Linked DNA regions of Homo sapiens: regions 1 and 3 are each linked to region 2. Evidence: read pairs that join two places in POLR2A ChIA-PET (ENCODE). Cell type or tissue: PC-9. All regions are shown on one strand.

The links. ChIA-PET counts read pairs that join two places held together with the same protein. Peaks named below come from ENCODE experiments on the same cell type or tissue, not always from the same donor. Only the 100,000 strongest peaks of a DNase experiment are listed, where the experiment ranks them.
Region 1: POLR2A ChIA-PET joins it to region 2 with 6 read pairs; 1 of 35 experiments calls an interaction of 5 or more read pairs at or near these places.
Region 3: POLR2A ChIA-PET joins it to region 2 with 5 read pairs; 4 of 35 experiments call an interaction of 5 or more read pairs at or near these places.

Annotation. Positions count from the first base shown.
Region 1 is chr15:75,173,315-75,177,314 of GRCh38, reverse strand. No RefSeq gene overlaps it. Among named protein-coding and RNA genes, the nearest start is that of C15orf39, 27 kb to the left of the region's middle. In PC-9, no CTCF peak of the experiment used is centred here; a DNase peak (open chromatin) is centred at 1,524; H3K27ac peaks cover 1,923 bases.
Region 2 is chr15:75,670,834-75,674,833 of GRCh38, reverse strand. CSPG4 (chondroitin sulfate proteoglycan 4) reads left to right here. Exons shown (of 10, transcript NM_001897.5): 10 at 1-512. Among named protein-coding and RNA genes, the nearest start is that of SNX33, 25 kb to the right of the region's middle. RefSeq lists an enhancer at 1-516. In PC-9, no CTCF peak of the experiment used is centred here; DNase peaks (open chromatin) are centred at 1,583 and 2,043; H3K4me3 peaks cover 785 bases; H3K27ac peaks cover 2,644 bases.
Region 3 is chr15:75,593,133-75,597,132 of GRCh38, reverse strand. No RefSeq gene overlaps it. Among named protein-coding and RNA genes, the nearest start is that of PTPN9, 16 kb to the right of the region's middle. In PC-9, no CTCF peak of the experiment used is centred here; no DNase peak of the experiment used is centred here.

The sequences.
Region 1 (4,000 bases), 500 kb after region 2:
AGACCACCATCTCTACCAAAAATTAAAAATGTGGCACATGCCTGTGGTCCCAGCTACCTGAGAGGCTGACATGGGAGGATTGCTTGGGCCCTGGAGGTCAAGGCTGTAATGAGCCATGATCGTGCCACTGCACTCCTGTCTGGGTGACAGAGTGAGACCTTGTCTCAAAAAAAAGAAGAAAGGGGAGGTTAACCTGGGAAGAGAACAGCCCGGGAGCTGCAGGAAGTAAGGGTGCAAAAGATCTCACCAAAGAAGAGGGTCTGGGGGTCAGTCAGGGAGGAGGCCAGCCAGGGTCAAGAGAAGTTCCTGGGGAGGGGGTGTGGTGGGCAGATGCAGGATTGGAGACTACTGGTATTGGGGGCAGCATTTCCAGTCCAGCCTTCCACTGCAGACTCTAGCATTTCCCAGCCCTCTGGCTTTGGGTATGTTATCTTCCCTCTGTGGGCCTCAGTTTCCTCATTTATAAGATGGAGATCAGCTCCCCACGCTGCCCATGGCTGAGAAGGTGCTTTGTGACTGGCTTTACATACTTGAGGGTGTGAGGGACTCATATACCAATGTGACGGATAGGCTGGAGTCAGGGGAGACCTCTCCATGGGGCTTCTCCCTGCCATGTATTCCCTGCCCTTACAGAGAGAGGCCTCATACACTTGTTCCCTCCAACTCTGCCGGCATGTTGGGGAGGCCCCTAGGCTTAGTAAATATTTGTGTCTCTGCTCTAGTTGGTGGCTGCTGGAACATTCTGTCCTGCTTCTCATTCATCTAGGCTTCTGCCTCAGGCTGTGAAGTTACTGCAAGAGATCAAGAGCCCAGGGTGGGAACTTCTAGGTCCTTCGCCAGCCCCCCTCCTGCCTACTCCTGAGCCCCAGTTTATTCCTGGAGTTCAGAACCCTGTGCGAGGCCCTGTGCACTTTGGGAGGCTAAGGCAGGTGGATCACCTGAGGTCAGGAGTTCGAGACCAGCCTGGCCAACGTGGTGAAACCCCATCTCTACTAAAAATACAAAAATTAGCCAGGCGTGGTGGCATGTGCCTATAGTCATAGTCCCAGCTACTTGGGAGGGCAAGGCAGGAGAATTGCTTGAACCTGGGAGGTGGAGGTTGCCAGTGAGCCGAGATTGTGCCATTGCACTCCAGCCTGGGCAACAGAGTGAGACTCCGTTTCAAAAAAAAAAAAAAAGAAAGAAAGAAAAAAAAAGAAAAAAAAAGAAAGAAAGGAAAGGAAGAGAGAGAGAGAGACATGTGACTCTAAAGAACCTCTCTGGGCATGGTGGCTCATGCCTGTAATCCCAGCACTTTGGGAGCCCAAGATAGGAGGATTGCTTAAGCCCAGGAGTTTGAGAACAACCTGGGCAACATAGTGAGACCCTATCTCTAGTTTTAAAAAGAACACCTCTCCTTTTGCTGTGAGAAGAGCTAGGACATTGGGTCCGAATGTTAGCTCAGTAGCTGGCCTGATGTGTGGTTTTGGTTGAGTCCCACTACTTTTCTGAGCTTATTTCCTCATTCCTGAAAAGGTGGTGAAATGGTTTGGACCAGTGCCTGGCACTTACTAAGCTGTTTTCTTCCTTAGCCTTCCTTCCATGCCTCTGCACTGTCTTCCTAGAAGTTTGGGCCTGCCCTATTTAACCAATTAAATTAACAAGGATAAGAAGTTTCCGACTTTTATTGGGTACTCTATACAGTGCTATGCTGGTAAATGTTAAAAACCAGCTCTACATACATTTTTTTAAAGTTCTAGGCCAGGCGCAGTGGCTCATGCCTATAATCCCAGCATTCTGGGAGGCCGAGGCAGGTGGATCACCTGAGGTCAGGAGTTCAAGACTAGTCTGATCAATATGGTGAAACCCCATCTCTACTAAAAATACAAAAATTAGCTGGGTGTTCAAGGTGGCACGCACCTGTAGTCCTAGCTACTCAAAAGGCTGAGACAGGAGAATCACTTGAATCTGAGAGGCAGAGGTTGCAGTGAGCTGAGATCACACCACCGCACTCCAGCCTGGGCAATAGAGTGAGACTACATCTAAAATAAAATAAAATAAAATAAAAGTTCTGTTTTGCAGTGTTTGCCCTATTTCCGTGCTGTTAATACTCACCATGGCCATTTCTTTTTTTCTTTTTTTCTGAGACAAGTTTCGCTCTTGTTGCCTAGGCCGGAGTGCAATGGCAAGATCTTGGCTTACTCCAACCTCAACCTCCTGGGTTCAAGCTATTCTCCTGCCTCAGCCTGCTGAGTAGCTGGGACTACAAGCGTCCACCACCACACCCAGCTAATTTTCGTATTTTAGTAGAGACGGGTTCGCCACATTGGCCAGGCTGGTCTCGAACTCCTGACATCAGATGATCCACCAGCCTCAGCCTCCCAAAGTGCTGGAATTATAGACGTGAGCTACCGCGCCCGGCCCACCGTGGCCATTTCAAAGCTACCAACATGACATCACAGAAAGTGAACTGTGACCTAGTGAGAGCTGGCAGGCCACAACACAGCACTGCCTGTGGGATTTGCTATATAATTTGCAAGGCCCAATACAAAATGAAATTGCAGGTTCCCTGTTCAAAATGCATGGGGGAATGTCTTCCCTTTTTTCCATGATGCCTCTCACAACCTGTCATGGTGTTGCGTTTTTTGGTAATTTACACTTAATGTTCTTACTCCCTCCAGCTCGGGACACGCACAGGGCAAGAGCGGACCTTCACAGATCGGGGAGGTGGCACATGTGGAACCTAGTAACTACCAGGCTCCCCGTTCCAGCAGCCACCAGACAGACTTATTGGGAAGTAGAGGCAGGCATCTTCCCTTCCTAAAGGCCCACAGTCCCAACTATGTCCCAACCTCGTAGCCAGGAGGCACTAGGGACTGGGATAGGAGTGGAGAGAGGCTCACCCTCCCTAAGCCACCCACTGAACATGGCATATTGCTGCCAGCCTGGGACAGGACGGCCACCACCTGTCCGCTCTGACACTGTGGGGTGCATGTACTTGGCCCTGGCGCACCCACCCCCACCCAGGCCCTCAAGGGAGCAAAGGGTGGCAGTGTTGCAGGGCAGGGGTGACAAGGGGGCTGGGTGGCACTGGGGCACCAGAGGTTGAGGGAGTGGATAGCCAAGAACTCATTCCAGGGAAGCATGGAGGTGGCAGGAGGCATGACCATGCTTCAGGCCAAGATTCCAAGCCCTCAGCACGTGCTACATGACCCCATTGGACTTCACTTACAAAAGACAAATTTGGCTGGGCATGATGGCTTACACTTGTAATCCCAGCACTCTGGGAGGCCGAGACAGGTGGATCACCTGAGGTCAGGAGTTCAAGACCAGCCTGGCCAAGATGGTGAAACCCCGTTTCTACTGAAAATACAAAAATTAGCCGGGCATGGTGGCACGTGCCTGTAATCCCAGCTCCAGCTACTCAGAGGCTGAGGCAGGATAATCATTTGAACCCAGGAGGCAGAGGTTGCAGTGAGCCAAGATTGCGCCACTGCACTCCAGCCTGGGTGACAGAGCAAGACTCTGTCTCAAAAAAAAAAAAAAAAAAAAGACAAATTCAAAGTTAAATTACGAAGAATTTCAAAGTACTGCTTGGTCCTAGTGCATTCAACCAAGCTTGGTTGGGCCCTTCCAAGTGCAGGGCTCTGTCTGTGGGCTGCACTGAAGGGGGCCTTACTATATGTGTTATCCAAGTGAGATAAGAATGGGTGGGCAGGTTGGCTGGGCATGGTGGCACATGCTTGTAATCCCAGCACTTTGGGAGGCCGAGGCGGGTGAATCAGCTGAGGTCAGGAGATCGAGACCAGCCTGATTAACATGGTGAAACCCTGTCTCTACTAAAAATACAAAAATTAGCCAGGCGTGATGGCATGCACCTATAATTCCAGCTACTCAGGAGGCTAAGGCAGGAGAATTGCTTGAACCCGGGAGGCGGAGGTTGCAGTGAGCCGAGATTGCACCACGGCACTCCAGCCTGGGTGACAGAGTGAGACTCCATCTCAAAAAAAAAAAAAAAAAG
Region 2 (4,000 bases):
CTGCAGCCAGTTCATTCCCAGGGCCCCATCTTGATGGGCCAAGGGCTAAACATGCATGTGTCAGTGGCTTTGGAGCAGGTTAGGCTGGGGCTCATCGAGGGTCTCAGGCCGAGGCCACTGCGGTGCCAGTGCCCCCCTGAGGACTAGGGCAGGCAGCTGGGGGCACTTGGTTCCATGGAGCCTGGATAAACAGTGCTTTGGAGGCTCTGGACAGCTGTGTGGTGTTTGTGTCTTAACTATGCACTGGGCCCTTGTCTGCGTCGGCTTGCATACAGAGGGCCCCTGGGGTCGGCCCTCCGGCCTGGCCTCAGCCAGTGGGATGGACAGGGCCAGGCAGGCCTCTGAACTTCCACCTCCTGGGGCCTCCCAGACCTCCTGTGCCCCCACCTGTGTGGGCAGGTGGGCCAGTCTTCGGGTGATGGGACCAAACCCCTTCAGTTCAGTAGAGAAAGGCTAGGTCCTCTACAAAGAGCTGCAAGACAAAAATTAAAATAAATGCTCCCCACCCTAGATTTATTAGCCTGAGTTTCGACCTCCATACCCCTGTCCTTCCCCAGCCACCTCTCAAGGGGTTGCAGCAGCAAAGTGAAGGGAGTGGGGGGACTTGGGGATCCCAAGGCTGGGACATGGTACCAAGGGGGAGGGGGAGGAGAACCACCACAGGTGCCTCCTAGAAACTTTTACAAGGAAGGCTTCTGCTGGTGTCCACCCTCCCAACAGGAGGACCAAGTGTGCTGCTTCTCAAAGCCAGAGGAAGCAGCAAGGATTCAGAAAAGCCAGGCATCCCCGCACGTGGCCTGAGAGGCCAGCATTGGGTTACAGAGGGGTTCTGAGGCCGCGGCATCTCCAGAAGGCCCTCTCTGAGTTACTGAGTCACCACCCTCTAGACCTCTCTTGAGGGTGTCGCAGGGTTGGGGGCAATGGAGACAGATTCTGGGTCCCAGGGGATATGCCTGGCCCTGACAGTAGACTGAAGAGAGGAAGAGAAATGTGAGAGGCCTCTGAGTGCAGCCAGGGTCAGTGGGTGGGAAGCCCTGGCCAGCCTCTGGCAGCTGACCTGCATCTGGGGACCAGAGTCACCTCTTCCCTGCATCCCAACATCTGAAACATTTGAACCAGGAATGAGCAAGAGAAGTCTCCTCCCCACCCTGCCCCTGGACCGCCCCTCCTATGACGCCTCTCGCATCTCAGTGTCCAGCCTCCTAGGTCCTCCTCCACTCTGAGAGGCTTCGGGCAGGAGGCCAGGTACATCCTGCTGTTAGGGCCCCCAGAGGACCCAGGGGAGACTAAGAGTCAGGGAGGGGAAGAGGGCTGTCACACAGCAAGGCGCTTCTTGCCACACTGAAAAGCAGGACTCCCCAGGGAGGGTGACCAGGGCCCCAGAGATCCCTCTGCACCCTGAGCTCACCGTGCACAGGGCTCCGCGTGAGCCTGCTCCGTTCCTTCTACAAGCCTGGTCTCTCTGGCGCCCCAGGCCAGCCTGAGGCAGGGGCCTGGCCAAGGGTGTCTCTACACCACATCCCCTCCCAGGAGCTCAGGCTGGAGCCTCAGGGCCCTGATATCTGGAGCAAGTCTCTACCCAGGGTGACCAGTTTCCCTGGAAGTGTAAGCTGAGAAGAGGGTGAGAGACCCAGCAGGCAGGATCTGGCCTGGTCTCCGATTTCCCCCAGAGGACTGAGGACACACTCTGTTCACATAGCCTGGCCCGGCCTGCCCTGCCCCCAGGGAGCTGGCACCAGCTGACACCGTTCCAGCTCCTCTGAGCCCATGCAGGACAGTGGGCTGGCACCCAGGGCACTGTGCCAGCAGCTCTGCTAGGACCTGGGAGAGGGTCTTTCATGGGCACACCAGAGCTGAGAACCCAACCTAAACGTGGGACCTTGGTTTATGTAAATCCCTTTCCCCAGGGCTTAAGGGGCTTGTCTCCACTTTACAAAGTAACTCACCATCCCCCTCCTTTAAGGAGCCAGTTCCTCCCAGGCGCTGGAGATAACAGCCAACCCATGTGCAAGTGTTCAGGAATGTCTGGGAGCTCCTGACCCTCTCCACACAAACAAACATACACAAATCCATAATGTGCCTTTGTGCACGCCATTGTGTATATGAACACAGGCTCATGCATGACCTTCAGACACACAACACAGAGATAAATACCTACCTACCTAAGACACAAACGCATACGCGGGGGCACACACAAATTTCAGAAGTATATGCTCCTTACCTGGGGCCCCCTGCAGTCCCAGCTAGCCTAGTCGGGCAAAGGAGTCAGGATTTTCTGCCCATTAAGGCACTCAAGCTGACATCAGCAGAATTGCAAAGTGAGCCCACTGGTGGGGGAAGGGGACAGGGTAGGAGTTGCCAGAGGGGCCCAGATCCCCAGGACCCCAGCTTAGAAACCCTGCCCACCACCCTAAGTGGCTTAGTCTCTCAGGTGCTAGAGAAGGGGCTCCCTCTGAGCCCTTCCCTGCATCCTAGAAGCCAGTCCTTTAAGCAGATTGCTCTGGCAGCCAGGGAGCCCACTGAGCTTGCACACTCATCCCCCAATAGGAAGCCAGAGAAGTGCTTCTGCCACCCCACACCGACCTCCCCTGACCAATGAGAACTGCCAGGGCTGCTGGCATCTTCCTCCAGGCCCTGAAGATTCCAGATCTCAAAGAGGTGGAGGTTCTTCCTGGGCAGAACTCCAGACCTCTCTGGTTGGATCTCCCATTCCTGGCCGTAAGATGTCGGGAAGCCCTGGTAAATAGTTGGGACCAAGGTAGAGAACCAGACCCGCTGGGCTCCTCTACACAGCTCCACTCCGACCCTAGGGCCTCTCATAGGTAACGCCATCCCTGTGGAGTTACCGCTAAGATTGGTCAGGCAATAGCCAGAGCATTTTGTGCCAAAAATGCAGTGGAAGATGTAGATAGGAATCCAATCAGCCCTTCCTGAAGAGCCGCAGGCATACCATTGAATAACTACCTAACCCTGACATGTGCCTTCACCCAGCGGTGTGAGCAGGCCAGTGAGGGGAAGCGCAGAGTGGGAGGGCTCACTGCCTCTGTCTGCTTCCTCCTCTCCTTAGAGAAGGCTGGTCCTTTCCATGGAAGGCCCAGCCACATGGCAGCTAAAGCTGGGCATGTTCAGCTACATCCTGGTTACATTTCTATTCTCAGTGTAATGGATTACAGTATTTAACTGATGGCTACTAGCCTCACAAAGGGCATCAGCTCCTTGGAGGGCCCTCTGTGGCCACCAAGATAATTGGTGGGTTGTGTTGTGTTCCTTCATGTTCCAGATGTCCTGTGAGCCCCTAGAGACAGAAGCAACCCTGGATTAAATCGCCCAGTTGCCAAGAAGGACTTTTTTACCCAAACACAGCCTCAGCAGGGGACTAGGATAGTTCCCCTGCCTGCCAACCTGAGATCCGTGCTCTGTTAGTCCAGAGCCTGGAGCTAATCCCAAGGCTTCCTTCTGATGCCTCGTGAGATTGCAAAGGACCCAAGAGACACAGTCTCTGGGTCTTGCAGACTCAAATGCAATGAGTTGCCTAAGTCTTTGCTGCTCAAAGTGGAGTCCATGAACTGGCAGCACCGGCATTACCTGGGAGCTTGTTGGAAATGAAGACTCTCAGGCCCTACCCCAGAGTAGCTGAATCAGACTGTGTTTTAACAAGGTCCCTGGTGATTAGAAGACACATGACACAGTGTAAGTCCTGACTGAAGTCTTCCCCTCACCCTTTAATTAGGGGACACTAAAATGGGAGAGGCAGGGCCCAGACCAAGATCATACAGTGAGCTGGTGGCTGAGCTGGAAGAGGGGTCAGACCTCGAGCCCTGTCCCAGGGTTTTCTATTCCACTTCAGCTCTCACTCTTGCAAAGACCCCCACATCCGCTGCAGGTTTGGAGGGATGGGTTCTGACATGGGTTCCTTCCCCAGGGGACTCCAGTGAGGACAAGAGAGGGAAGCAGAGGAGGGTAAGACCAGCAGCCAGATCTGATCCAATGGGGAGGCTCT
Region 3 (4,000 bases), 78 kb after region 2:
CCTGCTGGCTGCAGATTCAAGCATTTGCCTACATCAATAAGCTCTTTCCTGAATTTAGGTCAATTCTGTAATAGGAACATTGTGTTCCTCTTGCCAAGGAGCATGTTTTAAGTGCCTAAACATTTAGTCTCTGTTTGATAATTTTCTGAGTGCTCTAGTCTGTGCTATCAGCAGCCAACCATATCAGTTCAGAAGCTATGCATGCTAGTGTCAATAGTGACTTGGCCATACTCTGTTCAGAAATAATCAGGTCTGGAAGGACTACTTCCCCAAAGGGCGCACACAGGCACTACAGGCACACACACTCTGGGGACAGCTGCATGAATCAAAGGATATATCAGCCAAAATTATCAACAATCACAACTTGATTTTTTTTTTTTTATTTTGGGATAGAGTCTTGCTGTGTTGCCCAGGCTGGAGTGCAGTGGCACAGTCTCGGCTCACTGCAACCTCCGCCTCCCCAGTTCAGACGATTCTCCTGCCTCACCCTCCTGAGTAGCTGGGATTACAGGGGTGAGCCACTGCGCCCAGAGACTATAACAGCTTTCAATGAGGTCTGTGAGTCCTTGTGGCGAATTATATAACCAGAGGGTAGTCTTAGGGTTCCCCAAACTTGCAACTGGTATCCAAAGTAACGGTAGTCTGTGGACTATTCCCTGAGTTTGGGAAATATATATGTAAATACATAAGTGTGATAAAATATTATAATCACTGTGAGAGCTGGCTGTATGGATGGGGAGGGCACAAAGAATGGCTACTCTACCTGCAGAGGAAAATGTTCAAACAGGTGTCTTTTGAATGGAGTCCTTCAAAGACGAATAGGTATATCCACCAGGTGAATGAAGTCAGAGTGAGCGGGGATGGTGTAGGGGAAAAGTATGAAACAGATGCATTTATACACAGAACTGTAAAACAGCATCACTGAAAAGTAGGCAGCAAAGGAGGCAAGGTAATTTATGAGGCTGGAGAGATATACTAAGGTCAGGTCATGAATGAACTTGCATGGCAGGATGAGAAGCTTCACATGTATCTTGCAGTCAATGGTACATCCTTGAAGTAACATGATCAAACCTATATTTTTAGAAAGGATCACTCTGCTATGGCAGGGATGGATTCAAAGGGGAAAAGACTAGTGGCAGGGAAACTAGGTAGGAGGATCTGGCAGTACCCTATGAGAGAGATGATGAAGGCCTGAATTAAGGTTGTAGAGGAAATGAAGAGAGAGGTGGGAATTAAAGGACATGGTGACTCACTAGCTGTGAAATATAAGAAATGGAATCATCATTGTGATGATTCCTAGATTCCTAATATGGGTGACTGAGTGCCACTAACAAGGACAAGGATCCCAGGAAAAGCACAGTTGAGGGGGATTGAGGAGGAAAGGTATTGAGTTCAGTTTGGGACATGCTGAGTATTAAGGTGACTGGAGATGAATGGCAAGTAGATAGATACAGGTCTGGAGGTATCAGCACATAGATGGCAGCTGAAGTCAGGTAAGAAAAAGCTGGGGAAATGTCCCTCAGATTTGGAAAACAGGAGACCAGTAGTCCTTTGAGAGGACTTGAAGTGGCAGGAACAGAAGTCAGGTTTCAGTAGGTTTAGACATTAATGAGAAATGACCAAGTGGAGAAATAGCAAATGTGGATAAATCACTGCCAAACACAAGTGGATTAGGGTGACACAAACTCTTCCAGTGCAGCCACTGGAACTCAGCATGACTTTTCTCAGACTGTAGGCCGGGCGCGGTGGCTCACGCCTGTAATCCCAGCACTTTGGGAGACCAAGGCGGGAGGAGCACAAGGTCAGGAGATCAAGAGCATCTTGGTTAACATGGTGAAACCCCGTCTCTACTAAAAATACAAAAAATTAGCTGAGTGTGGTGGCACACGCCTGTAGTCCCAGCTACTCAGGAGGCTAAGGCAGGAGAATCGCTTGAACCCAGGAGACAGAGGTTGCAGTGAGCCGAGATCACGCCATTGCACTCCAGCCTGGGCGACAGAGTGAGACTCAGTCTAAAAAAAATAAAAATAAAAAATAAAAAAAAAAAAAGATTGTAAATACATAGGTGTGGTAAAATCACTGTGAGAGCTGGCAGTTTTTGTAACAACAAAAAAAGACAGAGAGAGTGAGAGAAATACGACCAGGGGACACACTGCTATTCAGTGATCAATAGATAATACTGGCTTCTTAGTTAAAAATGTAAGGGGCACTCTGAGATAGGTCCTTCAAGCTACCATTAAAAAATATCAAGTTGTGCTTGTTGATTATTTTGGCTGATATATCCTTTGATTCAATAAGACTGCTTATTCTGGATCTACTGGTTGAAAACCCTGGTCTTTTCTAGGTGCATGGGTTCCAGCAGTACTTGAGATAAAATAGGTGATCTCAAATAGTGGTTCTTTGCTAACTCATGCCAAGCTGGCCCTCCTGCCAAGGCAAGCAAGGTAGGCCATGGCAATAGTATCAGTTAGGGACCGTGTGATGGCTCACGTCTGTAATCCCACACTCTAGGAAGCCAAGATGGGTGGATCACTTGAGCCCAGGAGTTCAAGACCAGCCCGGGCTACATGGCGAAACCCCGTCTCTACAAAAAATACAAAAATAGCCAGGCGTGCTGGCTGTAGTCCCAGCTACTTGGGAGCTGAGGTGGGAGGAGAATGTGATTGGCCCATCTTGAGTTATGAGCCTGACACTTGACTAAGGGAGGGCAATTATCCCAGACTATAGCATCACTCAAATATATTGCATGGGAAGATGACTCTACAATAAAAAGAAACTGGGTGCTGGGCGCAGTGGCTCACGCCTGTAGTCCCAGCACTTTGGGAGCCCAAGGCAGGTGGATCACCTGAGGTCGGGAGTTCGAGACCAGCCTGACCAACATGGAGAGACCAGCCTGACCGTCTGTACTAAAAATACAAAATTAGTGGGGCGTGGTGGTGCATGCCTATAATCCCAGCTACTTGGGAGGCTAAGGCAGGAGAATCACTTGAACCCAGGAGGCAGAGGTTGTGGTGAGCCGAGACTGCGCCATTGCACTCCATGCCTGGGAAATAAGAGTGAAACTCCGTCTCAAAAAAAGAAAAGAAAAGAAAAGAAACAAACAAAAAAAAGAAACTGGGTGCTGTTTAGAGGGCTGGCTAGAAAACAAATATGCAGTCATAGCAACCTATAACACAACCATCTTTTTTTTTTTTTCCTTTTTTGAGACAGGGGCTCACCCTGTTGCTCAGGCTGGAGTACAGTAGTGCAATAATAGCTTACTGCAGCCTTGACCTCCCAGTGATCCTCCTGCTTCAGCCTCTCAAGTAGCTGGGATTACAGGCATGAGCCACCACGCCTGGCTAATTTTCGTATTTTTTTTTTAGAGACAAGGTTTCGCCGTGTTGCCCAGGCTGGTCTCAAACTCCTGAGCTCAAGTGATCTGCCCACCTTAGCCTCTCAAAGTGCTGGGATTACAGGCATGAGCCACCATGCCCAGCCAACACAACCATCTTTAAAACAGGTGGCAAGAGGTAGTTTGATAATCTCTAAAGAAATATGACCAGGTGGAGGCCAGGCGCGGTGGCTTATGCCTGTAATCCCAGCACTCTGGGAGGCCGAGGCGGGCGGATCACGAGGTCAGGAGATCGAGACCATCCTGGCTAACACGGTGAAAACCCATCTCTACTAAAAATACAAAAAATTGGCCAGGCGTGGTAGCGGGCGCCTGTAGTCCCAGCTACTCGGGAGGTTGAGGCAGGAGAATGGCGTGAACCTGGGAGGCAGAGCTTGCGGTGAGCTGAGATCAGGCCACTGCACTCCAGCCTGGGCGACATAGCAAGACTCCGTCTCAAAAAGAAAAAAAAAAAATGTAAGGGGCACTCTGAAATAGGTCCTTCAAGCTAGCATTCAAAAATATCAAGATGTGGGCTGGGCGCAGTGGCTCATGCCTGTAATCCCAGTGCTTTGGGAGGACGAGGCGGGTGGATCATGAGGTCAGGAGTTCGAGACCAGCTGGCCA